2 separate regions of the Mus musculus genome follow, and region 1 is linked to region 2. Evidence: chromatin loops called from intact Hi-C (ENCODE). Cell type or tissue: heart. All regions are shown on one strand. Each heading gives the region's core, and the rest is flanking DNA. Links, peaks and the distances in the headings are about the cores only.

The links. A loop is a pair of places that touch in the nucleus more often than their neighbours do. Peaks named below come from ENCODE experiments on the same cell type or tissue, not always from the same donor. Only the 100,000 strongest peaks of a DNase experiment are listed, where the experiment ranks them.
Region 1: it touches region 2 in a loop (2.8-fold over the local background); 3 of 42 quality-filtered maps call a loop at or near these places.

Annotation. Positions count from the first base shown.
Region 1 is chr4:140,548,941-140,565,208 of GRCm38, reverse strand. Arhgef10l (Rho guanine nucleotide exchange factor (GEF) 10-like) reads left to right here. Exons shown (of 29, transcript NM_001290803.1): 19 at 1-77; 20 at 895-1,022; 21 at 2,395-2,495; 22 at 12,560-12,681. Among named protein-coding and RNA genes, the nearest start is that of Gm42335, 48 kb to the left of the region's middle. In heart, for the core only: a CTCF peak has its summit at 9,781 (motif pointing left); a DNase peak (open chromatin) is centred at 9,798; H3K27ac peaks cover 169 bases.
Region 2 is chr4:140,706,305-140,722,572 of GRCm38, reverse strand. Rcc2 (regulator of chromosome condensation 2) reads right to left here. Exons shown (of 13, transcript NM_173867.5): 3 at 14,529-14,622; 4 at 12,097-12,240; 5 at 10,311-10,442; 6 at 9,899-9,987; 7 at 9,060-9,174; 8 at 6,541-6,707; 9 at 5,373-5,553; 10 at 4,843-4,948; 11 at 4,161-4,233; 12 at 1,951-2,028; 13 at 1-1,473. The coding sequence ends at 1,369. Among named protein-coding and RNA genes, the nearest start is that of Rcc2, 13 kb to the right of the region's middle. In heart, for the core only: a CTCF peak has its summit at 8,513 (motif pointing right); a DNase peak (open chromatin) is centred at 8,372; H3K27ac peaks cover 991 bases.

The DNA of each region.
Region 1 (16,268 bases), core at 5,460-13,459, 160 kb after region 2:
TGCAGGACCTGCAGAAGGACCTGGCCGTGGTGGAGCAGATCACCCTCCTCATCAGCACCTTGCATGGCACTTACCAGGTAGGTGTGGCCCCTGGGGTGGTGAGGGAGCTGCCCCTGCATGGTACCCCTTTGTGCCCTGGCTCTGAGCAGGGAGCAGTTGTAAAGGCTGGGACCACCGACCCTCTCAGAAAGCTTTGCATATGTCTGGTATCTTAGGGTTTTACTGCTGTGAGCAGACACCAGGACCAAGGCAACTCTTATAAGGACAACATTTAATTGGAGCTGGCTTACAGGTTCAGAGGTTCAGTCCATTATCATCAAGGCAGGAACATGGCAGCCTCCAGGCAGGCATGGTGCAGGAGGAGCTGAGAGTTCTACTTCTTGTTCCTAAGGCAGCTAGGAGACTGGCTTTCAGGCAGCTTTGATTAGGGTCTTAAAGCCCACACCCACAGTGACACACCTACTCTAACAAGGCCACACCCACTCCAACAGGGCCACACCCACTCTAACAAGGCCACACCCACTCCAACAAGGCCACACCCACTCCAACAAGGCCATACCCCTCATAGTACCACTCCCTGGGCCAAAGCATGTACAAAACATCACATCTGTCTTTGTGCACTAGTTGGAGGTCCTACAGTTCCTCCCCGGCCTCTGTCCCAGGCTTCAGAGCATCCTCTCAGGTGTCTCTCTGAGAGGAAGCAGCAGTGGGGTGGCTCTCATCTAGGCTTGGGAGGTCCTGTATATAGACGGGATTGCCTCCCGTGTGACTAAATGCGCAGCCTTGTTGAAGGCTTTATCCCATGTGCCCCGGGTGCCGTGACTGTGTTAGGTTTTCTGTGGTTTTTCTCGGGAGCCAGGGGACTGTGGTGACCTCTTCTCTCCCCAACACTAGAATCTGAACATGACTGTGGCCCAAGACTGGTGCCTGGCGCTGCAGAGGCTGATGCGGGTGAAGGAGGAGGAGATTCACTCGGCCAACAAGTGCCGCCTGAGGCTGCTGCTCCCCGGGAAGCCAGACAAGTGAGGAGGGGGTGTGGGAGGGAGGGGCTGCCCCCAGTGAGGGGGAGGGTCAGAGAGAGAGCGCCTGGGACCTCCTCCTGCTTGCTGCAACTGCTGTGATAAGAGAGAGACGGTGCACACCCACGGTGGGCCATGCCCAGGATGGCACCTAACACTAAGTAGGTACTTAGGAATGAGCTGGGATTGAAGGGTCATCTTGCTGACATCTTGGGTTAGCTTGGTTTTGGTTGGCAGACTCACCGGGCCTACCATGTCATACCCACTTCCCTCACCTCAGCCTGTGACATCCCAGATCTTCATAGATAGACCCAGCCGCCTCTTTCAGGTCCTCTGCTCACAAGATTCTGCTGTGGGGCTCCTCCCTGGTCTGGAGGCAGCGAATAGCCCACCCCGCAGGCAGGCAGGCAGGCAGGCAGGCAGGCAGGCAGGCAGGCAGGCAGGCAGGCAGGCAGGCAGACTAACAGGGAAAGGCCCTCTCAGAGCTTTGTAGGACTTGAGTATCCTCACTTTACAAACAAGGAAGTGGGGCCAGGCTCAGGACCCCTGAGCTTTGCTTGTGAGCGTCTCTGCAGGAGGTGGGATCTGAGCAGTGGGAGTCAGGGAACCGCTTGCTCGCTGCTTGGCTCCTCAGAGCGTGGGCCTCTGAGGTCGGGAAAGAGGTCCAAGAAGAGAGCAGGGCCCTGATGTTTGAATGTGGGCGGCTGTAGCTTGAGCTTCGGAAGGTGTCCCCTCCTCTGCTGCCCCCTCCTCTGCTGCCTCCTCTCCTGTGCCTTATTCTCCTGGGCACCTAGAGACTGAGAGGCACTGCCTTGCCCACTTCCAGGGGGTGGGCTTACTCACAGGACTCTAAGGGGCCCTGCTGCTCTGAGGTGACTTCCAGTCTTCTCTATTCCTCCCTCCCTCCATCCTTCCCACCCCTACCCTTCCATCCTTCCTCCATCCCTCCCTCTTTCTCATCCCTCCTTCCTTCCACCTTCTCTCCTTTCTGCCCTCCCTCCTGTCCTCCCTCCTTCCTCTTTTCCTGCCATGTGTCCACTCTGCAGTCATCTCCCGAGTGAGTGCCCACCAGCCGTTGGGGAGAGACAGTATGAAGTCCTTTCCCCTAGCTCTGGAGGCCAGTGAATCACTGGCAGCTGATGGTGCCAGGATCTTAGCTGGGCATAAAGCCAGGGGTGTTGGGGGTGCTGGGACTGGGCTGCCAAGAATGGCTTAGCTTCTCGGCCCAGGTGCCCCCTGCCCATCACAGAGGGTGGAGGGAGGTCCCCCCAAGTGGGTGGAGTTTGCCAGGCCACAGGCCCCTTCCAAGGCCTTCTGTGGAGCTCAGCTGCTATACCAGGCACTCATAGGTCCTGCCTTGTCTCTCTGTCCACAGGTCTGGCCGGCCCATCAGTTTCATGGTGGTCTTCATCACCCCGAACCCCCTGAGCAAGATTTCCTGGGTCAACAGATTACACTTGGCAAAGATTGGACTAAGTGAGTACAGGCTGGGGGCAGAGCCAGGGCGGGGCAGGGAGAGCAGCTGGGGTTGTGAGCTGGAGATGGTCAGTGAACAGGGCGTGTCCCAGTGGGAGGGAGGCGGTGCCATGCAGACCACTCCCTCCCTCTCTAAGCCTTGGCTTTCTTGTCGATGAGTTATTGGGATTTGACACAAACTGAATTAGCTGCCAGGGGGAGGTGATTCCTGCCTGACTGCTAACCAGCTGAGGGAGCACACGCTGGTGGCACCTAATCACCACTGATACACATCTCAGTACGTTAAAATAAATAAATACCAGGCTGGAGGCTTGCAAAATCCCACGGACATCTTTTTTTCATAAGCTCCCTGAGGTAGGTCTTTGAGAACTTAAAAAAAAAAATCATTGTGGACTCGGGCCCAGAGAGGTGCAGTAACTTTTATGAAATCACACAGCAGGTAGGGTTAGATGTAGGATTCAGACACCAGGCATTGTGCTTCCAGGGCCTCTGCCACTTCCCAGGGCCTCCACCACCTCACTTGCCTCTGTCCCAACCCTGCCAGATTAACATGCAGTGGGTTGTAAGATTGTATCTGTTTGTTTTATGGCTAGGGTCCTGGACAGTCAGGACTGTATGGTAGAGGTCTAGCTGATACTGGGAGCATCTTTGTTTACCTTGACTGTGTATGTGATCTTTCTGTAGATGAGTTTTTTTTTAATTTTTTATTTTATATACGGGTGTTTTGTCTGCATGTGTATCTACTCCACATGCATGCAGTACCCTCAGAGGCCAGAAGAGGGCATCAGATCTTCTGGAACTGGAGCTACAGATGGTTGTGAGCCACCATGTGGGTGCTGGGAATCGAACGTGGGTCCTCTGGACAAGCAGCTGGTGCTCTTAACCACTGAGCTATCTTTCCAGCTCCTCCAATAGGTTTAAAAAACATTCCTGAATGAGGAGTCAGGCCTCTGTCAGCTGCCTTTCATTCATTAAAAACCCTTTTCATTTGTCTCATATAGCAGTGTGTGTATGTGTGTGTATATGTGTGTGTGCATGCGTGAGTGTGTGATGTGTGCATGTAAGTATGTGTGTATGTGTGAGTATATGTGTGTGTGTGTGTCAGGATGCGTGTGTGCGCACAAGCATGCATGCGTGTATGTGTGTGCATGCATGTGTGTATGTGTGTGTGTGAACATGTGCATGCATGTGTGTGTGTATGTGTGTGAGAGCATGTGTATGCATGTGTGAGTGTATGTGTGTCTAGGTGCGTATGTACACAAAAGCATGCATATGTGTATGTGTGTGTGAGCATGTACATGCATGTGTGAGTGCATGTGTGTGTGTATGTATGTGAGAGCATGTGTATGCATGTGTGAGTGCATGTGTGTGTGTGTACTCGTTCAGAGGCCAGAGGCCAGCCTCAGGTGTTCCCCGGACACCATCCACTTTAAAAGCCAAGACCACGTGTGTGTTTGTCTGCATAGATGTCTGTGTACCACTTGCATGCCATGGAAGGCTGGAAGAGGATGAAGAAGCCCCTGGAAATGCAGTTATAGGCAGTTGTGAGCCATCATGTGGGTGCTGGGAACTGAACCTGGGTCCTCTGGCAAAGCAGCTCTTAATCACTGAGCCGCCTCCCCAGCTCCCCATGTTTGTTCTAGGGCTGACTGAGTGAGCTAGGCTGGGCGGCCAGCAAGCTGCAAGGGTCTATTAGTCTGTTCAGTACTGCAGTGACACTCATAGGTGACCATTTCCAGCTTTGTTTGCTCCATTCCCTATGTAGCCCTGGCTGTCCTGGAACTCACTACGTAGACCAGGCTGGCCTTGGACTCACAGAGATCCACCTGCCTCTGCTTCCCCCATCCCCTGGTAATTTTAGGCATAAAGGACCCTGACAAAACTCAGAAGGCTCTCTGCTCTCGAGGAACTTGAATTTGGGATGGACACACGGACATTAAGTGGAGTGCTGGACTGTGAAGGGGGTGAAGTGGGACCATGTGGCTGTCACTAAGAGTGAGGGCTGTGTCAGGGAGAAGCCATGGGACGATCTGGGCCAAGTGATCCAGGTGTGGCAGCCACAAGTGTGCAGGTCCTGGGGCAGCAGCAGTGGGTGGTTCACAGTGGCCAGAGCAGGGTGTGTGTGTGTGTGTGTGTGTGTATGTGAGAGCATGTGTATGCATGTGTGCATGAATGTGTGTGTGTGTGTGTGTATGTATGTGAGAACATGTGTATGCATGTGTGCATGAATGTGTGTGTGTGTGTGTGTGTGTGTGTGTGTGTGTGTGTGAAAGAGCTAGGTGTTGTCTCAGATGGCCATGGTGTTCTGTAGAGCAGAGGTGAGACTTGCAGGCGAGTCTAGAAGGAAGACTTGTTAGAGGAACTTGTTCTGGGTGTGCGCTGAAGGTACTCACTGGAACATGGGGAGCCTGGGTGGGACATCACAGTTGGGTTTGCATCCAAGTGAGGTGTTCTGCTGCTGGGCACAGGGCCCCGGGGAGGATGGGGAGGGGTGTGTGGCTCTGTAGGAGCTGGGATTAGAGGTGTCTGCTTGGTCAGTGCCCTGGCTCTGGGTCTAGGGCTGGTGTTGCCAGACCTGAGCTCTTCAGAGGGTGAAGAGAAGGCTTTATTTAAGATAAGACTTGGAGATTCTGGCCCTTGGAAGGCTAAGGTGGTGCCCCCTGCTGGGCCTTGGGGGCAGGAACATGCTGCCTTCCCAACTATGTACGGCCAGGTGGGCCAATGCCTAAACCCATTGTAAGCCCCTCTCTGCCTCCCCGCACCCCTGCCTCCTTACCCCTGCCCTCCTGCCCCTTCCCCTGTACCCCTCGTCCCCCCCTCCCTTCCTTCCTTCCTTTTTGTTTCCTTCTTCCTTCCTCCTTGTCCCCCTCTTCCTTCCCTTCTACTGTCTGGATGGAGCTAGGGCTTCACACATGCTCGGCAAGGCTCTCGCTTGACTAACATCCTCACTTCTCCTTTTCCTTCTGTTTTGAGGCTGGGGAGGGGGGCCACCCCTGCTCCCTGAGCTGAATTTACTTTGTCACCCAGGCAGGCTTTGAACTCACCACCCTTCCACATCAGCTCCCCAGGTACCTGAATCACAGGCCTGAGCTCCCAGGCTGGGTTTTCAGGCAGTGTCCTAGTAGAACCTGGACGGTCTGCGGAATTGGGCTGATTCTGCTGGGCCTGGCACTGACTGAGCCCGTGGACTGTCTTATCTCCACGCATAGTCACTTCAGCAGCCTTAATAGGAGAGTCGTTTGAAATTATATTTGAATGCTGGGTCCCCTAGGGCTTGAATAACTTGTGCTTTTCATTTGGCTGCTTTTGTTTCTCATCTGCAGTGTCGTGTGTGTGTGTGTGTGTATGTGTGCGTGCGCGTGTGCACGCATGTGTGTACATGTATGTGTGTGCATATGTGTGTGCATGTGTTATGTGTGTATGTATTTGTATATATGTATGTGTGTATATGTATGTGTGCATGTATGTATGTATGTATGTGTATGCATATTGTATGTATGTATACATATGTGTGTGCATGTATGTGTTTGTGTGTGTGCACACATATATATGTGTTTTTATATGTGTGTGTGCACGAGCATGTGTGTGTTTGTGTGTATGTGAGTGTGTATATGTGTGAGTGTATGTATGTGTGTGCAAGCACATATATGTGTGTTTGTGTGTATATGTGTGTGAGCATGCACAAGCATGTGTGTGTTTGTGTGTATGTGTGAGAGTGTGTGTTTGTGTGTGTGTGCACAAGCATGTGTGTGTGTGTATGTGTGAGAGTGTGTGTTTGTGTACAAGCATGTGTGTGTGTGTGTATGTGTGAGTGTATGTGTGTGTGATGTGCAAGGAGCAAGACCATGTTAAAGATGTGCCAGTCCTTTATCGTGTTTAATTTTCTTCTGCATCAGCGAGTCAGGATGGCAGCCCCCCCAAAGACTGAGTGAGGGACAGGAAAGCTTTGGCCTAGAAGGGGATCCTTTCTAAACACTGGCATTACCCTGTGATCCTGGGAAAGGCAGACCTCCTTCCTGAGCCCCAGTTTCCCCATCTGTGACAAGACTGGATCTCTAAGGACCCTTGCTTATTGCAGTACGGTCTCAGGCACACTGGAAGGTTCAGCAGGTGACTGGGCAGGCCTTATACCATGCGACCTGGAGCTAGAAGACACTGGTCCATAGTTCCAAGGCTTCTAGGCTGCTTTGTCCTGCCAGCTGTTAGCACCCAGCTCGGGGGGAATCAGAGAGTAGGGACCATGTGGGTGTTTCAGGCCACAGGGAGTGCAGGGAACTGGGGCGTTGGGTGTGTGTGGCAGCCCTGCACCCAGGAGTTTCAGCCTCCCATGGCAGTGCAGAGCTGGGCCAGACTCTGCCCCACCCATCACAGCTGCTAGCCTCTATACATAGAGGCTTGGTTATGGGTACACACAGAGGGCTCCAGAGAAGGAAGGAAAGGTCGGGGCTCTCAGAATTCTGCTGCCACCCCCCACCCCAGTTCTTAAAACTCTGCTCCCCGACCCTCATATCCCCAGGCCCCAGAACCTTTCCCTGACTGCTCTCCAGAGAAGGCCTGGGTGTGGCAGGCCCTTGTCACACCCACACTAGGAGGAGCCTCAGGGGCTTCAGGCAGGAGGCTGCACACAACCTGGGAGTCTCCCCGTGTCTCCTCTCTGGTGTAGCCTTCAGCTCTCTGTCTTCATGTCTACTCAGTACTGATGCAGGCCTGCAACCTTCGCCCTGGGAAGCCTGACTGTGTCCTAGGTCTAAATCTCATTAACTCTGCAAACCTTCCCTGTGCTAGGACCCCCTAAGCCAATGGTTCTCCTGGGGCCTGGGGATGTGAGTGAGGGTCAGGAGAGTCTTGAGAACTGGGGTGTAGCAGAACTGAGGAGAACCCCAACCTTCCCGGTACCGTGACCCTTCAGTGCAGTTCCTCGGGTTGCGGTGGCCCCTAACCATCAAATCATTTCAGCTGCTTCCCCATAACTATAATTTTGCCACGGTTATGAATCGTAATATAAATATCTTGTCTTCCGTTGGTCTTAGCTGACCCCTGTGAAAAGATCATTCGCTCCTCAAAGGGGTTGAGACCCACAGGTTGAGAACCACTGCTCTAAGCTTTTCCTGAATATGGTGGCCCTCTTCTCTGGGAAGGGGTACGAAGCCCTACACTCCAACTGGGAAGCTGTGGCCTTCAGCTGGCTTCCATGGATAGCATTGAGCGTTTCAGGGTGGGGTGGCTTAGGGGAAGGATGCTTGGCCTGGTGACTGGCTGTGACTGGTGACATCTCCCTGACTGGCTGTGACTGGTGGCTGTGACTGGTAGCATCTCCCTGACTGGCTGTGACTAGTAGTGTCTCCCTGTATCAGGCCGGCTGATGAGGAGGCCCTGAAGATGGCCGCGGATGTGGGAATTTTGAGACCAGAGGTCCGTGATGGTGAGGACCTCACCCTGGAGGCCGAGCACACAGCAGGGCTAGAGGTGGCTCAGCCTCTCCTCAAATTGTTAAGACCTCACTGATGGTCTTTCTAGGCTCCCCCCAACAACTCCAAATGACTGGAATTTGGTCCCCTGATTTCTAGATGGGGCAACAAGCTCATTGTCACACAGTGTGTTGAAGGCTGGGGTAGGTGGTGCCTAGGGTGCTTCTAGTAGGTTTGAGGAGATGCTTCCTAGGCTGGGGGAGGGGGTAAGGGGGGAGGGGGAAGGCTTCCATCCCTAGAGCTCCCTCCTGTGCCACAATGGCTCTTGAGTACCATGAGCGTTGCCAAACACGGCCCTAAATAAGCCTCCACTTAGTGTCAGTCGAAATCACCACTGTGCCGTTGGTGCGTCACCTGAATGTCACCTACCCCAGGTAGACTTTCCATGTTCAGTGGCCACAGCCTCCTCATCGGGTCTCAGCCGCTCTGGTTTTGTGACAGGGACAATGGCAGCGACAGATGGGGAGCCCACAACTCCATTTTCATTTAGCAATCTCAGTTGCACACAAGAAAGGCACCATCTGGAGGGAGAAGGTCAGATCGTTAAAAATATATATGGTGATGAAATGCCAGGGTCTGATAGGCTGGGGGGGAACAGGGGGACAGAGGGAGGAGCTGGGGGGAGCTGTGGGGGTGGGTGCTGTGCGTTCACCTATCTGGCTGTCAGGTGGGTGAGCGTCACAGGTCTCCTGCGTGGCATGGTGACTTTGGCTGTGAGTGTTCCCTGGGCAGGGATAGCATCTTAAATTGGGTTGTGTTTATTTACTGCTGGGCCTTAACTGAGAGGTAGCAGGGCAGGCCTTTTCCCACCGTGGCCTGAGCGTACTGTGCATCCAGCCCAATGGCTTACTTTCTTTACTGCGGTTCCCCGATGGGGCGACTTGTATGCATGTGCGGAAGTCGTGCTTGGCCTGACACATCTCTCACATGCTGGCTTTTTCCCCTCTTTCCCGTGACAGGGATATAGGTTTTATGGGACAGTTTCCAGGGCCCAGAGTGTGAAGGGCCACTTCTGGGGCCCATTAGGAAATGCTGTCACTGCTGAGGGCTTCAGACAGGGATGGGAGCCATCGGGGTCCCCGGCCAGCCTTTGTGCATTATAGGGAGCCTACAGCTTCTCCAGTGTGGTGGTCACCCATGTGACCACTCCAGTCTCTGTGACCCAGCTGGCGTTTGGGCTGGGTCTCTCTCAGGAGTGGTTCATCATTACACAGGCCAGCCTTTCTCTTTGGCCTTTCGTAAAAGCTGCTACTGTTGTGTTTGCATAGAAAGCACATGGATAGATAGTTTTGGCCTCCATGGACCAGCGGCACGGTAGAGAGCCTCCTGCTTCCACATCGCATGCACACCAGAATGGAGAAGCCCGTGGAGGAGCAGAGCCAACCCCGTTCCTTCAGTTATAATGCCTTGTGCCTCATAGGCTCATCTGAAGGGAAAACCACATTTAACCTCTAACCTCCCACACAGCACAGCTTAGCCCAGCCGACCTTTAGCACGTCCGGGTCATTTCCATTAGCCCAGGATCGAAGTGTGTGCTTAATCAAGTGTGTGTAGGCCATGTATATAAATAGCTGGGATAGAGCTCGGCTGTAATGCTTGCCTGGGCATGCCCAATATCCCGGGTGCCATCTTTAGAAATGAGGACAAACCAAGTTTGGATGCATGGACACACGTACATACATGCACGCATGGGAACCATACACAGGTGGGGGTTGGGAAATGTGACAAGATCCAAAAAGGCAACCTCCAGAAATGCCTGGTGTGCTGAGGTGGGTGACCTGGGGCTGGCTGTCTAGCATCTTGAGAGATGGCGCCACCTAGTGCCAGTCCAGGGAAGATCAATGCTCAGAATCCAAGGCTAGTCTCCGGCTTTCTCACCATGGCAAAGTGGATGGACTTAAATTGAGTCGCCCCAATCTGGAGACACTTGCAGTAATGAGGGATGTGACAGTTCTGGTGGGTTGGGACTGTTGAGAAGGGAGAATGGGGATGTGGTTAGGAGAGGAGCCCCCTGCAGAACGGGCTGGGGTAGCAGGGCAGCGTTCCCCGTAAAGGGACATCAAGAGCTGCGTGCTGAAACTGCTGACAATTGTGGAGCCTGGTGATCAGGAGATGCGGCTGGGAGGGAGGGTGGTCCTTGTGGCTCTTCTAGAAGAGTCTAGGGCTTACTCCAAGCCAACCAGGACACCACTGGTATTTTCAAATAGGGAGCAATGGGGTTCTGTGGAGGACTGGCTCTGGAGGCTGGGTGGAGGGCCGGTCACACATCCAAAAGAAGTGTGCCTTCCTGTTTTCCACCAAGGAGGAGTGTGGGCCTTAGGGAGGCTGTTGTCCCAACAGTTGATGACCTCTTCATGACCCCAGAGTTGTAGGCTCCCTGAAGGTTGGCATCTTCGGACAGAGCTAGCATTGGTCTGTGACAGCACACTGGGACTCAGAGTGGCCTTGTTAGAGTAGGCGTGGCCTTATTGAAGTAGGTGTGGCCTTGTTAGAGCAGGCGAGGTCTTGTTGGAGTAAGTGTGTCCCTGTAGGTGTGGCCGTATTGAGGGGTGTGTGGCCATGTTGGAGGGGTGTGGCCTTGTGTTCTTGTAGATTTAGTGTGAAGAACTTGGTTATTGGAGCCTAGAAGCCCCAAGTCCCCATGTGGGTCCTGCCTCATGCCAGTCAGGACCTAGTTTTGCTTCCTAGTCCCTCAGTGTCACCTCTATGGTGATGAGCACTTTATCCACATTTTATTACTGTGAATGCTGGCCAGGTTTTTTGTTTTTGTTTTTAGGGGGGATCATAGGTTTAGGGGTACATTCCACCATGGAAGGAAAGGAAGGCGTGAAGGCAGGGCCTTGAGGCAGCCGGTCACATCACATCTGCAGCCAGGAAGCATAGAGAGGTGGATGCTGGAGCTCAGCTCACTGTCTCCTTTCTGTTCAGCCCAGGACCCCAGCCTAGGGGATGGTGCCGCCCACGTTCAGGGTGGGCCTTCCCTCCTCAGTTAACCCAGGCTAGAAACTCCCTCACAGATTTGTCTCCATGGTGATTTAAGAGACTGTTAAGTTGCACTCGGTGTTAACCATCACACCTTGGTGCTTCCTGATACAGGGGCACACACACACACACACACACACACACACACACACACACACACGTGTCACACTGGCTGCTGTGGTCTGGTGTATAAGAAAGGAAGGCTTCTTAGTAGGCAGAATTTCTGGGGCTGATATTAGTTTCTTTCTGCCCCTTCCTCTCATTCATTCATGAAAATATTAAAATTTTTTTATGTATATTAGTATTTGTCTGCGTGAAATGTCTGTTCATGTTTGTGCCTTGTTTGGATCCCTTGGGCCTGGAGTTATAGACAGTTGTGAGCCATCTGTGGGTCCTGAGAATCAAACCTGGGTCCTCTGGAAGAGCAGCCAGGGCTCTCAGACTCTGAGCCATCTCTCCAGTCCCCTTGCCATTCATTCTTTGAGCCTGTGTGTTCTGAACTCTTAGTCTATGCCGGACGCTGCTGCAGGGTTAGTGGTGTATGTCGTAACCCAGACCCCGGCTCACAGCTTACGACCGAAGGACCTGTGGTGACAAGTCACAACTGTGTCTGTAGCTGACACTGATTCAGACGGGCATACAGACACCAAGGGAAACAGGACAGGCTTCGGTGACATTCAGAGGGGCTGTCATAGCCAGAGTGGTCGGGAAGGGCGTCTCAGAGGAGGCTGCCTTTGAGCAGAGCCTCCCCATCAAATGAGAAAGCACTGTCTGCTGGTGTGGATCTGCCCGTACCAGCAACTGTTAAGTCCAAAGCCACAGCGTCTGACTCAGTTCTTGGACACAGGAACCTTTGCTTAGCCTTCTCCAAAGGCTCCCATTCCACTCAGTGGACAGGTCTCACCTGGTCCAGTCCCGGCCTGGAACTCGCTGTGGAGCTGAGGGTGACCTTGAACTTCTGATGCTCCTGCCTCCACTTCTGAGGGCTGGACTATGGGTGTGTGCACCACACCTGATTCGTTCCATGCTGGGGATAGAACCCAGGAACTCTTGCATGCTAGGCAAATGCTCCATAGATGGAGCCACAACATACATCTAGATCTAGCCTTAAATCTCATCCCCACCCCGCTCACGGCTAGACCAGATGGCCATTGAGCCCCTAAGGTCTGTCTGTCTATACCTGCTGTCACCGGGGTTACAGGTACTCACTATCACAGGGGTGCTGAAGATTTGAACTCAGCCCCTCATGCTTGCACAGTGAGCGCTTTACCTACTGACCGTCTCCCCAGCCCACTCACCCTTTCACTGGCAAAGGAATTGAGACTCAGGGGGTTGGAATGTCTGCACAGGTTGATCCATGGTAGGGTCAGGCTGGGACTCTGCCCTTGGGTTTCCCAGATCCTCTGCCCGTGGTCCATAGACCAGTTCATAGCCCGATGCTCAGCTTCATTTCCGACCAAGCAGCATGTGGGGTGGGGGACTGATCAGAGCAATGAGGTCACTGTGGGACCTAGCCTGCTGGGGTCTGCGATGACTCCCAGGGCTGAGGGCCAGTCGCTATTGCTAGGGCTCACACCCTGACTAGTTTCATATACCCATTTCCTCTTGCTGCAGGGGAGGAGAACCAGCCAGGATGGCTGTGTCCCGATGAGGACAAGAAAAGCAAAGCCCCGTTCTGGTGCCCCATCCTGGCCTGCTGCGTCCCCGCTTTCTCCTCCCGGACCCTCAGTCTGCAGGTGAGTGGACCCGGCGTGTGGTAGCTGTGGAGGCCCTGCCTAGCCTGGGAGAACCAGTGTCTAGGTAGAGTTGTCACAGCTGGAAAGGCATGCCCAGTGTCTCAGTCCAGCTTAGAGACCCAGGGGGCCAAGCCATTTGTTCTTGTTCTGTGAGCTAGCTTTTCCGCGGAACGAACGAGGTCTGTGTGAGAATGACCAGCATGGGTCACGGGGTGGAAAATTCCATTATTTTGTGATAGTGGATACTAGCAACCTCATCTGTTGAAGTCTTGACTTTGGACTGTGCCCGACGCCACCAGGCCAAAGGGCTGCTTTGGTGGGACTGCCCTCATCCTGGCATGCTCTGTGACACTCATACCCTCTTACTTGCCCACTGCATTCTTTTCGTGTTAGCTTTACTTCTTATAATAGTGGTTAGAACGGCATTTCACAGGAGACGAAGGCCCAGCCAAAATGACAGTCAGTAAGGGGTTGGTTTCACCTGATGACAGTCTCCATGGTATTAACCACCAGGAAGCTCGCCCCCACAGCCGTCACTTGTCCCTTATGTCCTGGCAGAGCCCGCCCCTCCATCTGGAGCAACCGTTGTCTATCCTCTCCCAAGCAGATGAGGACCCTGAGCTCTGGGACGGGCGAGCGAGCGTGGGACCCAGCACAGATAAATAGTCGCAGGAGCCGTGCGGGCTGGGCTGTAGACTGGGGCGCTAAGAGCTGACAGAGCACCTTGGCGATGTAAGTTCATCGTTCATTCCTCCATTCATCTGTCTGTTCACGGGTCATCCCTGAGCACCTATTGAATGCTAGAACTGGGTGTGCAGTGGTGACCGGGACGTACGAGGTCCCCGCCTCATGCGGCCTTCAGTCTAGTGGACAAAGACAGGCAGGACCTCAGCACGCAGAAGGGAATCGAGGGGAATATAGAGAAGAGACACAGTAGGCATGGGGGAAATGGGGGCTATACAGTTAGCAAGTTCAGGGAGGCCCCTGAGGAGGTGGCATTAAACAGAGATCCATATAGCAAGAATGACACACACCCCAGAGGGCCCTGGGGACCCACATTCTAAGTGACCAAATCAATATGGAGCAGACAAATCAAAAAGGGAAGGCAGGGAATAGGATTGAGCTTGGCTTAATTGTCTCTTAAAGGAGCCATCTTCTAGTGCTGTGACAGTGGCTGTTACATTGCAATGTGAGTTCTGGAGGGGACACTGAGACTCTTGGCTCTGGGTGATGAGGCTAGGCCCTGGGCGAGGGAGACCGCGAGAATCTTGTAGTGTTTCATTCCCAGAGTCCCTATGGATCCAAGGCAGGCAGTGGTGTCATCTAGAACTTGATTTGAACCCGTGGAGGGGGGCTTTGTGCATAGAAGAGGAGGCCTGGAGTCCAGTGCAGGGGCCCTGCCAGAGGCTGGCCCAGCCTGGGCCCTGGAGGCCAGGGCTGGGAGCAGGGAAAATTGAGAAAGGCTGTTTCTCCTGCTGCCGATCGAGCCCCACCCAATCAGGATAAAGAATAAAGCCTCGGAATACCTAAAATTTATCTAATTCTTTGAGATTTGATCACTTTTATTTTCTGTGTCTGGGCATTTGGCTGGCATGCTCTGTGTGTGTGTACCACATGCATGCAGTACCCACAGAGACCGGAAGAGGGCATCAGATCCAGCTGGAGCTGGAGTTACAGATGGTTGTGAGATGCTGTGTGGGTGCTTGGAACTGAACCCAGTTCTTCTGCAAGAGCAGTCAGTGTTCTTAACGGATCTGCTGAGCCATCTCTCCACTCTCCCATGTAATCGTTCAAAGGAAAGTTATCCTGAAGAGTATGGGCTGCCTGGGCCTTTTTAAAGGGAAATAATGAAAGAGTGGGGGTTACCTGTGTGCCTTGGAGTGGAAGCCAGTGTCTGTGGAGGGGAGATTGTCTGGGTCGATCTTGCATTGTTTAGCCAAGGGTGACCCTGGGGTGTGGCCTCTGCAGGTACACAGGCCACACCCAAGTGAACTGTCATAGGTCAGAGAGAGATGGCGGAGTCCCCTAGCAGACTTCTGTCTCATCTGCCGTCCAGAACGTGGGAGGATGAGTGAGGGCCCGTGTATCTCCTCACTTGGAGCTAGAGGGCTCCAGAACACGTGGACTGGCAGAGGAGCCCCACATCAGCTGAGAGAGACAGGCATGAATATCTATGGGTAATGGGCCTGAAGGAAGGGGCTCCTGGGGGAGCCGCCAGAGCCTGTCTTGCCGTATTTCCTGGGCTGTTCTAGCTCAGCCCTGCCCGCCTCCTACCTAGCCCAGACAGCTGTGCCCCATCAAGCGCTGCGCTGGCAGCCGGATGAATTAGAGCGGAGACTGCCAGCCTTGTCCAATTACTGAGGGAACAGATGTGTATGCAGGCGGCTGCCCAAGCTTCTCTTCCACTCACTCGGGCTCTCAGGTGGCCACAGGAGTGGGCAGCCAGCCCATTTCTTCCCCCTGAGGAGGCTCGAGTTGGGCAAGGGAGTTGCTGGCCTCGCTTCTTTCCTGGGCAGACAAGACCTTGGCCTGTAAGTGCTCGGTGAAGTGTGTGTTGAATTCTGCTTTTCCTGGGGTTGAGAGTAATGCTGTCTTCAGAGCGGACAGCTGTGTTCATGCTGGGCTGTGCCAGACCCCCGTCTCGGAGGAGCTGGCCATTGGAAAAGGGCGAAGACTGGGAGCCTTCCTGCTGGAGTTGTTTCCTGGCCTGGAATGCCCCAGTCGTGTGACACTGGAAAGCATTGTAGTTCATAGTGTAGCAACACGTCTTTAGTACCAACCAGAGAGACAGTTGTGCCCCCCTTACTGGGTCACAGTGAGGATTAAATTGTATGGTTAAAGGTCTGGAGAGATGGCCTAGTGGTAACTGCTTCCCACACTAACAAGAACTTGATCCTTGCACTCATATAAAAGAGATCGGTGTGTACTGCTAACCTGTAGCAATCCCAGTGGTGGGGGAAAGAGACAGGTGGGGCTCCAGGCTCAGTGAGAGACCCTGTCTCAAAAAAGAAGGTGGACGTTAGTTGAGAAAGATACCCAGTGTTGACAGTGTTGACTGTTGACAGTGTTGACAGTGTTGACCTCTGACCTTCAGACACTTGTGTGCACACATATGCATGTGCATATGTGTGCACCCCTGATGCAGTTGTGTCCGATGCACTCAAGGTTCAAGGAAGAGAGGTGAACATCCCAGCAGGTCCCCTGGGGGTTCCCACAGGCTGTGGACCGCTGGAGTGTCTGAGGGTTCTTTTTGGGCTCTTGACTCCATTCCAAAGTAGGGGCAGTGGGAGGTCAGGGGAGGACATGCCACAAACCAGGCTTGTCTGAAGGCCACAGGTTTGGGAGGGTAGAGTGTGTCCATTTTGAAATGCTTTAAGTTTTAAAAATTACATTATTTATTTATTTATTTACTTGGGGGGGGCTTTCCATGGTGCGCATTTGGGTATCCATTTTCTTCTCCCCTGCCCCCATGTGGGCTTAGGGCATTGAACTCAGGTCTTTGGGCTTGGCGGCAAGCCCCTTTACCTGCCAAGCCATCTCTCAGGCTCTCTGAGATGCTTGAGGCTTGAGTGCCTTGTAGCCTGGCC
Region 2 (16,268 bases), core at 5,075-13,074:
GACCCTTCCCAGCAGGCCACGGCACTGGCCGAGACAGACACCTTGCAAAGCCAGAAGCGGCTGTGAAGCGCTGGGGCGGAGGAAAGCGACAGACTGGGTCATTTTTGGCATTTTAACATAGAGACGGGAACAGGCGTCACAACAGCAAAAGCAAACCCATGACCCTCAAGACCAGACTTTGACTTTCCCATCCACCCCCCTCACACTTCCATCCTCAGCCCCTCCCCCAAGCACCACTGAACTAATCCTAGTTAAAGCAGTCAAACCAGCCCGGACCCTCTGGAAACCAAGGCCCCGACCCGAGCTGCTGCCACACTCGGGCCCAGCGAGGAGGATCCGGGAAAGGCACCTCGGAACTCAGCCACAAAGTCAATACCAGGACGGGCTCGGCAGAGGGCACTTGGGGGAGGGGGCGTGGTGCGCAGGATCTGCACTGACACGCACGCGGGGCAGGGGATTTCATCAAGAATCCCAACTATTTGGTACCAGAGCCAAGCAAATGCAAGCAGAACACTTGGCCAGGACAAGAGTGGCCAAGTCTCAGAGCAGGGCGGCCATCCCAGGCAGAGGGACAGCAGGAGCACACGGGCAAAGCACACAGGCGGCAACGGAGGGCCACAGAGGACCGAGGACACATCTGACTGCTGGATGACCAACCTCTAACTGCCCACCCCATACCCCACGGTCCCTATTCTCATCTGGACTTGAGAGCTAAAGTAGATACAAATGGCTAACATAGACCCCAAAGCCCCACCAGGGGGAAGATGGCTGCTTCTACAAATGCTTCAGCCAAAAGGCCCACATGGGCCTTGCAGACAGCAAGCCAGGAATAGCTATGAGGGGAGGTGGCAGAGGCAAGTGGGAGGGCCCACAAGCAAGTGACCGGGTCTCTCAAAGCGGGCAGGCAGGAATCGGGATGGAGACCGACCACCAGGGATTGGCCTAGCGGCTGCTGGTTCCTGAAAAGGCCGTTTCTGTCTGGGAAAGTGACAGTCCCTCTCTCACGTGGCACCCACTCGGATCACAATGCTCATCACGGCTGGAATGGGAGGGCAGGACAAGGACACTCAAGAGCAGGGAGAAAAGAAATACAACTTAAAAATAAAAAAACCTACATCGCTCAGAGGTCCTGCCTATCTCGTAGAAAGGCAGGCTGGCTATGAGCAAATGTTTTAATCAAACATTGAGGGAAACACTTTGGAAAGCATACAGAAAAAGGTAGTTAACGTTGAATCGCTTGGAAACGGAGCCTCGGGGAGGCGAACCCAATGCACCCTTGGTCAACTTTTGCTTCCTAAATTCCTTGTCTGACTTCTGGTCCCAGTGCACGTGGAAAGGACAGCTGCCACGAGGGGAGGGCCGGCCTGCTCAGAGGGTGCGCGGGGTGTACTCAGGTAGCCTCTGCAGCTTCTCCTTCTCAGCCTCGCTCTCGTCTCGCGCTATCACCAAGGAGTGTGAATAGCCCATGGCCACCTGAGGAAGCACGACGGTGTCAGCAGTGCAGACATGCCTCATCATGTATGCCAGACACCACATGCTGGCCTGGCTTGGTGAGGGTCAACATGGAGGGAAACTGAGCCTTGAAAGGAAACCCTTTCCTCCCCACAAACCCTGGTGTTCAGGACTGAGACCACCCAAGCCCCACACCCAGGCCTGCAGGAAGCTCAAAGAGCCCTCACTGGGGTGTGGCTCTACACTGTACTTGCCCCCAAACACAGGCCAAAAGGTATTATCTACTCAGAGACTAGTCCCTGGTCCTGGCCAGGATCTCAGAATAAGGGGAGGAACAGTGTGTGACCACAGCACCAGGAACATGGCTGGGGACTGGCCAGCACTCCTCTGCCTTTCTTCTGCTGAGGGCTATACCCTCCCAACACTCTACACAAGGACAGACATGGCTCAGCAGTGACCCCACAGACATGATGAGCCGGGACAGGCACAGGCCCTCACCTGTTCGGAGAAGATGCCATCCAGAGTCTTCACCTCCTGGGCCGCAGTAGAAGACTTGGGCTTGTGGTCCCCATACCCCTGCGGAGATAAGAAGAAGCAATGACGATTCGAGGCCAGCCTGGTCTACAGAGTTGAGTTCCTGGACAGCCAGGGCTACACAGAGGCAATGATGAAACTCAGCCTGTGGCACGTTCCAACACAAGAGAGGTGCATGTTTCCAGGACTATCAGCCAACTGTGGGTAATAGGACAAAATGTGTCAGGCATTTGGTGACAGTGCTGATAAGCCACTGCAGTCAGACCCACACAATCATAACCAACATGCTGAGACATGCCGACAACACAGCAGCCCTGACAACCTCAGAGAAGTTTCAAGTGACTAAGAACTGCTGGAGCATGGGGCCAAGGGCAGGTCCCAAGGCCTGTCCTGCCCCTGATTCAGCTCCTGCAGGCACCCCTTCCTGGCCAAGGCTTCCCAAATCCACGACGATGCAAAGTTGTGTTTAGGGAGCGTTTTAAAACATTAAAAAAATTTTTTTGTGTTTGGATATTTTGCCTGCATGTCTATGTACCACTTGAGTGCTAAGTATCTACAGAGGCCAGAAGTGGGTACTGGATCCCCTAGACCTGGACCTACAGTCGTGAGCCACCATGAAGGCTCTGGAAATCAAACCTGTATCCTCCGCAAGAGCAGGCAGTGCTCTTAACTGCTGAGCCATCTCTCCAGCCCCCAGAGATCAACAATTTTTTGAAGCAGGCAGGGTCTTATTGCTATGAGGCTCAGGCTGGCCTATAAGTCACTATTCCAGACGTTCTACCATGACGTTCAGGCTGTCAAAAGACCAGTCTTTTTTTTTGTTTGTTTGTTTTTAGACCAGGCTGCCCTGGAACTCAGAAATCCGCCTGCCTCTGCCTCCCAAGAGCTGGGATTAAAGGCGTGCGCCACCACTGCCTGGCTCAAAAGACCATTTCTAATGGCTCCCCAAAACGACCCGTCAGTCATGTGTAGTGGAGAACACCTTTAATCCCAGCACTTGGGGGCAGAGGCAGCCAGACCTTTGTGAATCGAGGCTAGCCTGGTCTACACAGTGAGTCCCAAGCCAGCCAAGGCTACATGTTGAGTTGCTAACTTGAAAACAAAACAAAACGCAGCATCCATCTTCCTCTGAGAAAACAGAAGCAGAGGAAGACCCACAGTCCCTTTTGCCATAGTCTCTCTGCTTTTTACAAGGGGTCCCTTGGAGGTCAGTGACAGCTTGAGGGACAAGAACAGCCCTGCTTTGTTGAGCCCAAAGAGAAAACTTTTACTCCCAAAAAGATAAAGTAAGAAAATCAAGGGCCAGCAGCCTTTAACACCAGCACTCGGGAGGCAGACTGAGTCCAAGACCAGCCTCTGCAAAGTGAGTTCCAGGACAGCTGGGGCTACAGAGAAACCCTGTCTTGAAAACCAAATCAAAACAAAACAAAGCCGGGCGTGGTGGCGCACGCCTTTAATCCCAAGCACCTGGGAGGCAGAGGCAGGCGGATTTCTGAGTTCTAGGCCAGCTTGGTCTACAGAGTGAGTTCCAGGACAGCCAGGGCTACACAGAGAAACCCTGTCTCGAAAAACCAAAAAAAAAAAAAAAAACCAAGCCAATCAGAGTCAAGGGCCAGGCCACACTGAGGGTGTAACCCTGGCCACAGGAGAAACATAAAACCCGCAAGCCAACCTTGGCCTCCTCACAGAGGTTCCAGTGCACGGAGCTTCGGGACCTATGGACAGGGCAGCTGCACAGTGAGAAAGAAGCAAGGGCGGTGCCTTCCACTCTTACTCCAGTCTCTGGCACTGAGAACAAACTAGTGACCTGACTTGGAGAAAATGAAGAACAAAATCCTCCAGGCACCTGTGTGGCTGGCTTAATGACACTGATCCACAGAGCACAAGGATATGGGCCTGTCTGCCTATGAAGCACAAAATCTGGAGGTCACAGGAACCAGGGCGACTCATGCAGCGTAAGACACTGCCTCCTGCGAGTATAGACCACGGGTCCCAACCACAAGAACAGTCCTGTCACTGTGGCCTGCCACCCTCTCTACAGCAAGGCCAGCAGCCAGCCAGGACAAGTCTTAACACTTAAAACCAAATGTGACCGGCCCACTGCTGGGACAGTCTTTAGTGGACAAGGACACCGCCCACCCGCGTACAGCTCTTCCCGGGCGTGCGTGGCTCACCAATTCCCCGAAGGTTGGCGATGGACCCCAACTGATAGTACTCTCGTCCGCAGCTACGATGATGCTGCTCTTCCTGCAAACAGGCAGATGCTGTCATCACCACCCAGACCAGGACAACCCTGCAGTGTGACAACCCACCTCCATGCTAACTCATTACAGTGTTAGTGGCTCTTTCTTCCCAGACAGGGAGGGGCCACATTTGTTTGCAGATCAATACCAAGGCCAGGGCCTCACTGCCCAGCTGGGTCCTGGGGCTCTCAGAGGGAGCCTTTGGGATGGGGGACAGACAGGGACACAAGGACCAGGAAGCAGTAACTAAGCTAACTCCTACACACCCTCATTCGTCACCTGTAAGTACTGGGTGGCTCAGGAGCTCTTCAGTAAGTCCTCTCTCCAGCGTGTTGACAAATTAAAAGCCTACAGTCTCCAAGCTGAGCGAAAACTGCCACCCTCTGCTTTTTTCTCCCCAAACAAAAACTTTCAAAATTACTTTCTGTGAAGGAAGGAGCTGCCTGTCCTAGCACCTACCAAGCCTTAACTCTCCCCCTCTCCCACATCTGTGGGGGTTTGGTGTCGCCTATGTCCAGCCAGGAAGACTCAGATTCAGCAGGCACAGTGCCATCCTCAGGAAACAGGCACACAGAGCAGGCACACACCACATGCCCTGGATACAGCCACTTACCCGCAGGCAAGGCTCCGGATCCGCCAGCCGCAGAGGTCCTGCACTGCCTTCGGGTACATGGTAGACTCTCGGGAGGTATTGGTGGCCCCCCAGAAAAACAGGCCACCTGGAAGGTTGCAAACCAAAGAAGTGTTAGAATAAGCATCTTAGAAAACCAAGTTGAGGGCTGGTGAGATGGCTCAGTGGGTTAGAGCACCCGACTGCTCTTCCGAAGGTCCAGAGTTCAAATCCCAGCAACCACATGGTGGCTCACAACCATCCGTAACAAGATCTGACTCCCTCTTCTGGAGTGTCTGAAGACAGCTACAGTGTACTTACATATAATAAATAAATAAATCTTTAAAAAAAAAAAAAAAAGAAAACCAAGTTGAGGGACAACTGCTTAAAAGGACACTGCAGAGAACAGAACAAGCCAGGGAGGGACAGACATGGCTGTGGGCCTGTGGGAGCAGATGTCCCCAGGAGGAAGCCCCTGCACCTGGCTCCAACTGCGGGGACCTAAGAAACGAGACAGGGGAAGAGGCACTGACCCACTTCACTGACAGCGAAGGAGCAGGTGTAGCCGGCATAGATCTGGGTTGCACCACGCCCCGGGAAGTCGAACAGCTTCACCAGGCGAGGCACCATCTCATCCTTCTGCTCGGCATGGCCCAGCCGGCCATAGCCACCAAAGCCCCAGGAGAACACTCGCTTCTGAGAGTCCAGGACCAGCTGCAGAGAGAGGAGACAGGCTCAGCACACGAGCCACTGCTTCTGACCGAAGGATCCGGGACAGGAGCAGCCAGCAAAGGAGAGGACCTGAGTCCCACAGCCTAATAGATGGCAGCCAGCAGGGGCCGGCATGCACTCCCTTCATGAGGCTGCGATCTTCCTTTCTTTCTTTAAATGCAGAGGCCAAATGGCCATCTGTGGCAACACTGTCTAAACTGCAGAAACAAGGGGGAGGCTCCTGCCACCTCTCTGTGCTTGCCCGCCACAGGTGCACACAGGTGAGACAGGTACAGATGTGCCAGCTGTTTGCAACCTGTCTTGTCTTGTCTTTGACGTTTCACATCAAATAAAGCCTGTGGATGTGTAACTATAGCTAGCTCAGCATGGGGCAGAAGGTGCACAGTTCAAGGGCTAGAACACCCAACACCCCAGAACCAGAGACAGAGAGGCAGAAACAGGCAGAATTTGAGACTAGCCTGGTCTACACAGCAAGTTCCAGGACAGCCAGGGCTACACAGTCAGAACTGGTCTTAAAAACCACCAAACCACACCACCACCAAACCAGAGGGTTCAGCATGTGAAGGTCCTTGACTCGTAAGGCCGATGACTGTCGTGGAATAAGTGTCTCTGATTTACACACGCACACTGTGAATGGTGAGTGCATGTGCACCTGCTAAAATAAAGGGGCTTAAGGGCAGCCCCCCCCCAACTGCTGTCCTTCCAGTTGTTCTGCTAATGACCTTAAGGACCCACCCTCAACAGCCAACCACTCACACCCTAGCAAAAGGCACTGCCTACCATACAGACAGCACATGCGTGCTGTGTGCTAGTGGCAGGGCGCAGACATACGTGTATACTCATGTCTGCAAGTTGTCTGCAGAGGAAAGAGATCCAGACAGGAGACTCAGCCAAATGACATAGCTTGAGTAAGAGATACCAGTCTATACCAGCATGGCTCTTGGTCACTGAGAAAGAAACAAGGCTTACTGTGTGGTTAGCGCCACAGGCTACATCTCGAACCACCACGTTGGGGACAGGTAAGATCTGCCCGTCCTTGGTCTTCTCGATGAAGATGGCCACTCTGCGGGGCACCAGCTCACAATCATATTCTATCCTCTGCGCCCGGGCGATGAACTTGCCATCTGAGTTGTGCCCTGTGGTAAGCACAACAGGCCGTCAGTGACAAAAGGCCCAGGCCCGGGGTACCACCCTGCCCCCAGCCAGAGGCTCAGTCTGCCCAGTTGCTCACAAGCTGGTACCTAACACCGGGCATCCTTTAAAAATGCATATGAAACAAGGACCCCCTACGCCATAGTACAGCAACTTAGGAAAAACCCTACATATATCCGTAAGGACTGGGAGGCAAAGGAAAATGGCGTCTCCTCCTGTGGCTGAGGTCACAACAGTGGGCAGCTCTCATCTTGAGGACAGCCTCCCACGCTCCGAGTTGGGGAGGTCAGAGGACCAGGAGTAGGGGAAGGGCGACAAGATCAGGACATAAAATCTGGAATTCACAACGCCTGTGAGAAGTCATTACAGACTGGGCAGCTGGCACACACCGGGCATGATCCAACCCAGCGCGACATGAAGCCTGCCTGGTACCGGACCACAAGCCCGTGGCCCAAGGACCCAGCCCTCTCTGCCTTCTTGCACTGGTGGTATATCCAGCACTTGGGATGAAAAGGCAGAAAGAGCAGGAAGTTAAGCCGTCCTTAGTTACACAGGAAATCTGAAGCCAGCTCTGACTACACGAACTGTTTCAAAAAACAAGCAAGAATGCGCACGGCCTACTGGCCTACATCTTTAACTGCAGTGCTCAGAGGCAGGCAGATCCCAGAGTTCGAAGCCAGACCGGTCTACATAACAAGTTCTAGGCCGGGGCTGGCGAGATGGCTCAGTGGGTAAGAGCACCCGACTGTTCTTCCGAAGGTCCAGAGTTCAAATCCCAGCAACCACATGGTGGCTCACAACCATCTGTAACAAGATCTGACGCCCTCTTCTGGAGTGTCTGAAGACAGCTACAGTGTACTTACATATAATAAATAAATAAATCTTTAAAAAAAAAAAAAAAACAAGTTCTAGGCCAGCTGGAGATACAGTGAGACACTATCTCAAAACAAACAAAAATAGAACCACCAAACAAACAAAAACAAGCTAGGAGGCCCAGTCCGGACCCAGTAGCCAGGAGGACAGTCTCAGTCCCTGGCAGCAGATCACTACAGTTCCCCGCCAGCCCCTCCCCCGCCCTCATGTTTGAATTCTAAAAGCAATGTTTGCACAGAGGCAAGAACAGAACTGGGGGGTTAGGCTTGCTTTTTGTTTTTGGAGACAACCTTCACTCTGCAGCCCCAGCTGGCCTGTAACCCACGTAAGCTAGGCCACCCTCAAACTTGCTATAGTCCGGCCTCTGCCCCCAGATGCTAGGACCACAGGGGTGTGCCAGCCTGTTTCAGAGTGAACGGAATGAGAGCGTCTGTAGAAGCAGGTGAAGCAGGTTCCTTAGTAGATGTCAACAAGAATTCAGTAGCAGACAGTGCACGCTGTACTTAACTGTCCCTCCAAAGCCACTCCATGGATACCATCCTACCGCCAAGATCAAGTTCCCAACGGCAAACAGGCTGGCTGCAGCAAGATGCTTGTCTAAGGGTGGCAGAGAAGCCGCACACACAGCAGAGAGGACAGAAGCGCACTTCCTGTGCTGGGCCTGGGGATGGCAGGAGGCCCGCCCGTGGCCATGGAAACCGTTTATCCAACAGCCTGAGAACTCCCTGGCAACCAGCAGGGACGTGTGTGCGTAAGGGGCCGGTCCTTCCCATTCACTCTGACGCGAGGTATATTTAGTTCCACAGAGTCACTGTTCCCTGCAGTCTGTGGCCAGTGCAATGCTCTGCTTCTATTTATATGCTCCCATCTGCGCACTTCTAATGACGCCGAGACCCAGCAACCCAGATCCTGGACTGCTGCAGGCTGTTCAGACACCAGTAGGTGGCGCCCACACCTCACCTCGTGCTCAGGACTGCAGAAGGGACTAGGAAGAACTAACTGGCTGCGAGTCTGCGGGGAAAGGAAAATGGAGATCTTGCACGGTCAGCTCTAACAGGCTTGCTGACCTCTTCTGCTCTGTACAGGACGGAGCCCAGTGTGGTGAGGGGTGAGCTGGAGACACACCAGCTGCCAGTCTAGCCAGGATCTCCAGAACAACCTCCCTCTTATGGAACTCTCACTTCCAATAAAGGCTCATTTATATACGCGAAACCGGATGAAAGGGACTCAGCTTTTGTCCTTCTGCCTGAGACTCTTGACACAAATGGATTTCCACACCAGACTCAGTCCTCGAGTCTGCACTGACCCCTGTACCCGGCTGGTTACCGGCAAGCTGTTCTGCTGAGCACGAGACGCACTTACCGGCTAGCCACTGCTATCTGGATCAATTACACTTGTACCATGTGCGTGCAACCCCACATTTACAGCTAGACTACAGAGCTTTTAGAAAGAGACCTCCATACCCAGCTGGCCATACTCAGGGCACCCAAAGGAGTAGAGGTTTCCTTTACAGTCCATCAGCATGCTGAACTCGGCCCCGCAGGCCATCTTGGTGATTGGCTGCCCGTTGTACATTATCTGAAAAGAGAAGACAGCCAACTTCAGCTTCACCAGTCTCTTCCTCATTCTGCCTGGCATCAAACAACAGCCGCCCACAACAGTTCAAAGGCTGCCACTTGAGCGGCTACGGATCGCAAAGCCTAGACTACAAGGGCTCTTAATTGCTGGCGACCCCCATGCTGCCAGGACAGCAGAGGCTGAGACCTTAACCCTGTTAACCCTCCATCATCCGGTGACTCAACCACAGGCATGAACAGAGAAAACTCAGTGACCCCAAAGGTCACTTCTGGTGCTCACACTGCTATCAGCCCCAACTTGAGGCTTTCATGCCGCCCCCAGACCAAAGCTGTCAGTGAGGAGCCAGATCTGAAACGGCTCAAATAAGGAAGAACAAAGACAGCGGGCGGGTGACAGGTTGGTCCCACAGCAGAGTCAGAGACCAAAGGCAGAATCTGGGCAAGGCCAGGCTGAGGCCCAGACAAAGCAGCAAGCATTGAACCTGGGGGATCCAGGAGAACCCGGTGTCCAGGCTCACCCCAACTGCACTGCAGGACTCACAACTACAAGACTTAGCCGCTAACCCCCAACCCCACCCGCCACTGGCCCCAGGAGCAGGACAGGTCGGCACAGTCTGCAGGGAGAGAAGAGAGCCTTGCATCCCCGCTGCCGGGCTGACACAAACAGGCATTCTCTTCTCCTCACTCTCCCTTGCAAAGCACCACTTCTCAAAGCCCGCTGGTACCTGAGCAGGACTTGGGACGGCATCTGTCTGGTTCCCGAGACCCAGCTGCCCCATTTTATTCTCTCCGAAGGCAAACACTGATCCAGTATCTGAAAGGAGACAAACAGGACAAGAAAGGATGGAAGGGTAGATTGCAAGCAGCTCACCCAGCAGGCCGAGCATGGGGCATGTGTCTGTCCATCCCAAGGACAAGAGTGAGGAACAGAGCTGAGCCCTGCCACACGCAGACCCTGGTCTGGGCTCCCAGTGTCACCACAGCCCTGTCACTGCTTCCAGCAAGTAATCAGCTAACTAGCTGTCTAACTAATCAGCTAACTCACCAGGCATCATCCTCCCGACACTGGCTGAAGTGCTCACTCCCAGACAAACCATCTTTGGCGCCTTAGTAAATTGAAAGAAGCCGCCTTCTTACCTGTCAAGGCCAGGGTGTGGTTGCGCCCACAGGCTGCCAGCACGATTGCCTCATGGCTGAGGGCCTCGATGAGTCTGGGGGCTTCCACCCTCTTGGTATCACCATGGCCCAGCTGCCCCTTCTCATTCCGACCTGCAAGGAGATCACAGCTGGCTGGGTAAGCAATGCAAGGACACGCTGGGGCGGCGGCCCCCACCCTCATCCTCAAACCAGACCTTCCACCAACCCGACACCTACTCTCGCCAGTGGAGCTGGCCCCATGAGACTATCCCAACAGTAAGTGGTCAGCTTCAGGGCCGTCCCTACACCGTGTTACTCCAGGAAATGCTTGGTGTGACCTGGGTACTCCACAGGCCTCAAGCTCCAGGAACAGTTTCCGTTCCTTGTAGGGGCTGGGGGACAGTCCCCTTCTCCTCAGGGAGTCTGATGCACCTAGTATGGATCATATCTACTTATCTCTGCACACACATACACACCATTATAAGACCCCAGCCTCATGAGCCCTCATGACAAGGAGAGAATCAATGAAAGGAGGGCTGGCTCCAGGGCCAGCACTGGGCAGGTGCTGACTTCAAGAGAAGCCTGCATACCCCAAGTTTAGTGAAGGCAGGCTGGCTGCAGCTCCTGCGTCTGCGTGAGGACACAGCACAGCAGCACTCTGCCTCCTTCTTGTGCCCTTCCACCAAGTGTCTGGCAGTGGACTCGCGGCACCTCTGGCAGGTCGCCACAGCCCAGCTGCTGCCCCAGGGAGCTCCCTCTCTTACTCTGGGGGACTTATTCCTGTCACAGGGTCAGGCCTGAGATGCAATCTAGATCCTTGCCATCAGAGAAAGGACAGAGAAGCTTTCTCAAGCTGGGGACACTGACATGAAAGACCATGGCCAGTGTTGAGGACACAGCAGCAGGAGGGCCCACACCAACGCAGAGATACAAAACTGGGGCAGATGTTGGTATGTCACCCGAAGCCTGGGAGGATACATTTGGGCCACACACACTTGTGAGATTTTTTTTTTCCACCAGAATTATAAAATTAGCCAAGTGCAGAGAAGGCGGCAGATGTTAATATATTTGGACTCTGGTGCAGCAGCTCATAAAATAAAAAAAAATAATAAAAATAAAAATAAAAACGGCTTGAATAGACCAAACTAAAAACGTCACATGAACAGAAGCCAGGCAAAGGCTGGAAACAAACGGAGAAGCCAACTCCCCAGCTGCCTGAGCCCTGAGTCTCAGATGATGTGCGCCTTAGGCAATACCTCCTGGCTACCTGGGAAGGAGACAGCTGAGTCACCAGAGAGCCTGCCTAAGGGAGGTGGACACTCGGGAGGGATGGACAAAGGCCCAGTCTCAGACCCGAGGCTAGGAGCCACAGGGACCCAGCCACCACGCCTTGTAACAAGACACACCAGCTTCAAAAGCCAGGGGCAACGTTAGCGATGGCACACAGACCTCACGGGGGCACAGGAGCTAAAGCAGAACAATGGCTGGTGAAGGGACAACACGGCAAGGACAGACGGCCGGTCGGAGGGATGGCAGCATCAGAAGATCACACTTGCTTCAAGTTCAGGAAAACATTCACCAAGGTGGAGTCAGAGAACGGGGCCAGTGAGATGGTGCACGGGTAAAGACTTGCCAAGTAAGCCTGGGGCCCAGGGTCAGCCCCTAAATACAAGTAGCAGGCAAGAACTGACGTAGCCATGGACCAGGCAGAGGACAGCCTCTTCCAGGTGACTTTAAGTCTCTTCAAGCCCCACTTCAGAGCACGTTTCTAACCCACCACACTTACCCCAGCTCCACAGCTTCCCTTCTGTGGTGATGAGGAGGCTGTGGGCAGCACATGAGCCTGAAACCACGGTTCGCACCCGGACTCCTGACAGGCACCCATACCTATGGGGCCCCCACAAATTCTGACCAAGGTTGCGGTACGCAGCTGCAAAGGGAAGAATACAAATCAAATCCCACAGAACATGTGAGGAGCACCCAACAAATCAACCAGGGGTCGCAAAGGGACACCAGCATACCTACACTAATGGCGACAATCTCTCTCCTCAGCCCTACAATCCTACACTACGGGACAGGCAGGGCTGGCCTTTCTGTACCCATCTGGGGGACACAGAATGCTTGGGTGGTCCTGTTTACCCTCCTCTTGACTCTACCCCAGACTTCCCCTGGTCCCCTTACCAGAAAAAGTCTTTCTCAGTGCGCCCCTCCCCCCCCAGCACCTGCTTACTTGGGGGACCTTGCCACTCACCCCTGCAGAGTCCCCCCCATACCCGGGAAGCCTGGGCTGCTGGCCGGCTTCATTCCCCAGCATATCCCCCAGGCTCTCTGGGAGACCAGGTCGGACTCTGCACTGTACTTCCAATGTGCATCCCACCTACTCTAACTGCCTCCCCCGTCACGTGACAGGCCTCACAAGTGCCACTCCCACGTCCCTGAGACAGGAGTGTGGCTTTTCTTTCACCTCTAGAACAGCTGTGGGCAACTTGAGAAGCTAGCCACAATTCAGATGGCTCACACACAGCCTGCTGGCAACTAATGGAATGGTTTCCCACGGGTCACCCCGAAGGGTTCTCTATGCCTACCTCACCAGCAGCACTCTAACCCCACCTCCCGGTCCCCTGCAGCGCAACAGGTACCTAGCATCAGAGGGCACCCTGGGACCCTGCAGCCACCCCACTGAAAAGTACTTTAAAACAGAATCAAACAGCATCGATATTCCAAGGGATGAACTGAAATGCTGGCCTCTCAGGCTGTTAGAACTGAAGAGAAACCCCAATCAGCCCTGAATCACGGAGACCAACAGACGCAGGGATAAAGGCGGGCAGCACTGCATGGCTGTCACTCTGGAAAACCAAGCAACCGCTAGTGGTTTTCAGGATTGTGAGCTGCAGCTATACCAGGCACCAGCTGGAGTAAAGAAATGGCCTGGTTCTTGAACCAGCTGGCCCGGGGGAGGGGGGCCAGGGGGGTCGGAGTGGCTCTCCAGCACCCCTGCCAATGCCTATCTCCCTGAAGAGGGCACCATTGTCAGCCACAATAACATAAGGATCTCTTTCCCACTCCAGGGACCCTCTCCCTCATTTCAGTTCACAGGTCACAGTCACAAGCTGGCAGTGGCTTCGGCTTCAGAGCTGGACTGGTAGCCATTAGTCCCATGGTTTCCAGACCCCCAGGACCCAGTCCTCACCATAGGCTACAGCAGGGGGCCCATGCGGGAAATAAAGAGTCCCCTCCTCTACCTTGCCGCCTAGCAGCTCCAGGAAGAGGCCACACAGGCCACCTGGCCAGGCCTAGAGGTTACAATTAACAGTCAAACTACTCACACCAACCCAGAGGCAGAAGGGCCAGGAAGGCGAGACAACCCCAACACCACTAGCCCGGTCTGCTCTGGACTGGCGGCAGCACAGCTCCGGGGCCACAGAGGGCACCGGAAGCAGAGGGTGACAGTCAGGTCAAGGCGTCCTTGCCATATCAGGGCAGTGGATACAGCAGACAGCAAGAGCCTGTGTGGCCACTCTGCTCTCAGGACTGGTGTCCATGGCTGTGGTAAAAGATGGCTATCTTCCACACAAAGGAACGGCATCTGGTCAGCTCCATCCATCCCATGCAGGACCCACGGCCGTCTTCCCAAGGCAGGGTGAAGGCCAAGGCCCCCAGGTTTGGGTGTAGGGTGTGCGGTGTTCAAATATTTGTTCACCGACAAGTACTTTGGGCGTGTTTCCAAATAAAACCAACAGCCATAAAATGAGGCACTGAGCCAGCCCTCTTCTCTCCAAGGGGCCCCTCAGGATGGCACCCTGTCTACAGGCAGCTGGACACAGGTTACTGGGTGGGACTGTTCCCTGCTCGCCACAGTGTACACGTTCAGCTGAGTTGTGACAAGCCTTTACATCGCTGCCCGCCACGTCTGACATGAATATGGGGCCTCATGGCACCAGAGAACAGAACTGGCCGCCTCTTTGTAGTGAGAGGAGATCTCCAGGACTCAGGGAGTCACGGCTGTCTAAGGACTCCATTTCCCGAGCAACACAGAACTATGAAGGCACAGACATGCAGGGAGACCAGGTTCAACTCAACTGCAGCATCCTCCCCAGAGTGGCTCTGTGGTCTTAAGCAATTCGCAGGGCCTTCTCTTCTCTGCTCATGTCCACGAACCCCAAGAACACCTACCTGGTGGGCGGAGCAGCACCCCACTGGCCACCTGATTTACCTTACCTTGCTGTTTAGGCACTTCCTTCCGTCCAATCAAGTCCCAGTTGGTTGCCCCAAAAATCAAAAGCTGCCCTTTGCACTTAGACCCTTCAAGTTTCTAGAGAGAGAGAGAGATAGAAAACCAAGAATTAGCTCGTTAAGGCTGCTGCTGGCACTCCACAGCTATCTGATGAAATAAAGAGCTGGGCTCTCCCGCAGCCCAGACTAACCTGGCACACACATCTTCTAGCCTCAGCCAAGAGCTGGGGTTGCAAGTTGCAAGTGTGCACTGTCACACCTGGCTTAAAATAACCCTGTGTGGGAGCTTTCACACTGCTTAGAGGTCCCATCCAATCCCCCCGCCACCACCACATGCTCCAAGGCAGATGACCTCAAGCCCACCCTCAGAATTCCCCATGTTAAGTCCGAGCTCAGCACCAACACTGAGCCAAAGCAGAGCTGGGCTCTGATTCCATGCTAGAGTCATGCACAAGACCAGCCCACCAGGCTGAGACCCAGGAACCTCACAGCCCAGGCCAGCTCTGCAGTCCCCACTACCAGCACCACGGTGCACTGGCAACCTTCATACCTCAGGCCCTGCATCCCCTCTACAGAGTTACCATGGCATCAGTCCTGTGTGCTGCCCACAGTAATGGGATTTTTAATACAGAAGGGGTAATTACAGCCTGATTTCACCAGGGGGTAAAACAGGGTGGGCACAGCTTTGGCGGGGCAGCAGGGTCTGAGGCAGAGGGCCTTCCATGGGTTCATCCAACGCTGTTTACGGAGCCCCCTCACTAGAGCTCCCAGCTAAGAGCCCGACTCCCTGTCCCCTCCATGTTTAGAGAGGAATTTTGCTATATAGTTTCTTTGACTGCCTCTAAATCACAGTGGTCCTCCTGCCTCAGCTCCCTCAGCATTGGGACTACAGGCCTATGACCATACCTGTCCAGTCAGGGTACTTCAATTCTCCCACATTCTTACACAGAAAAAGATCAGGGCTACTGAGCCTCAACCACCTGTGCAGATCTGACATCTCAAAGGCCACCGCCACCACACAACTGTGGGCCATGCCCACACCATTGCGCATTCGCTTGCTCTCTGGCTCAAATGTCAAAATACATTTTTCTTTCCTTTCAACTTACATTTGTGGGCTCCTGCTCAGTGAGGTGAAAGGACTCATTACGCAAGCCCAATGACCTGAGTTCAAATCCTCAGGACCCATGGAAACAAAAAGGTGTGCATTTGAGGAAATACACTTGTCTTTGTTTCAGACAAGGTCTTACTATGTAGGTAGCCCAGCCCGGTGTTAATTTGTCTACTCTTCCTGCCTCAGCCATCCAAATCCAAATGCTGGGATTAAACCTGGGTTCCAAATCTACCCTGCAGGGCTTGGAGAGATGGCACAGAGGGTAAGCACTCACTGCTCTTGAGGGCCTAGGATCAGGTCCCAGCACCCAGACCAGGTACTGGCTCACAACCGGCTGTAGTTCCAGTTCCAGGGTTCTGACACCCTTGGGCCTCTGAGGGCGTCTGCACTCACGTGGTGTGAGCAGGCACACACATGTGCACAAGTATGCTAAATGAAAAGCACACTGTGGGCTAATTAGGTCTAGCCTGGGCAGAGTAAGCTTAGGTTCCATCCCCAGAACAGTAAGCAAACACATGATAAATAAAAGCAGATAAATAAACGGGCTGCTAGGCTCAATCTGTGCGCCTGCCCCTGAACAGTGGCCGCAGCTCCAATAGTTTCCACCCCACAAT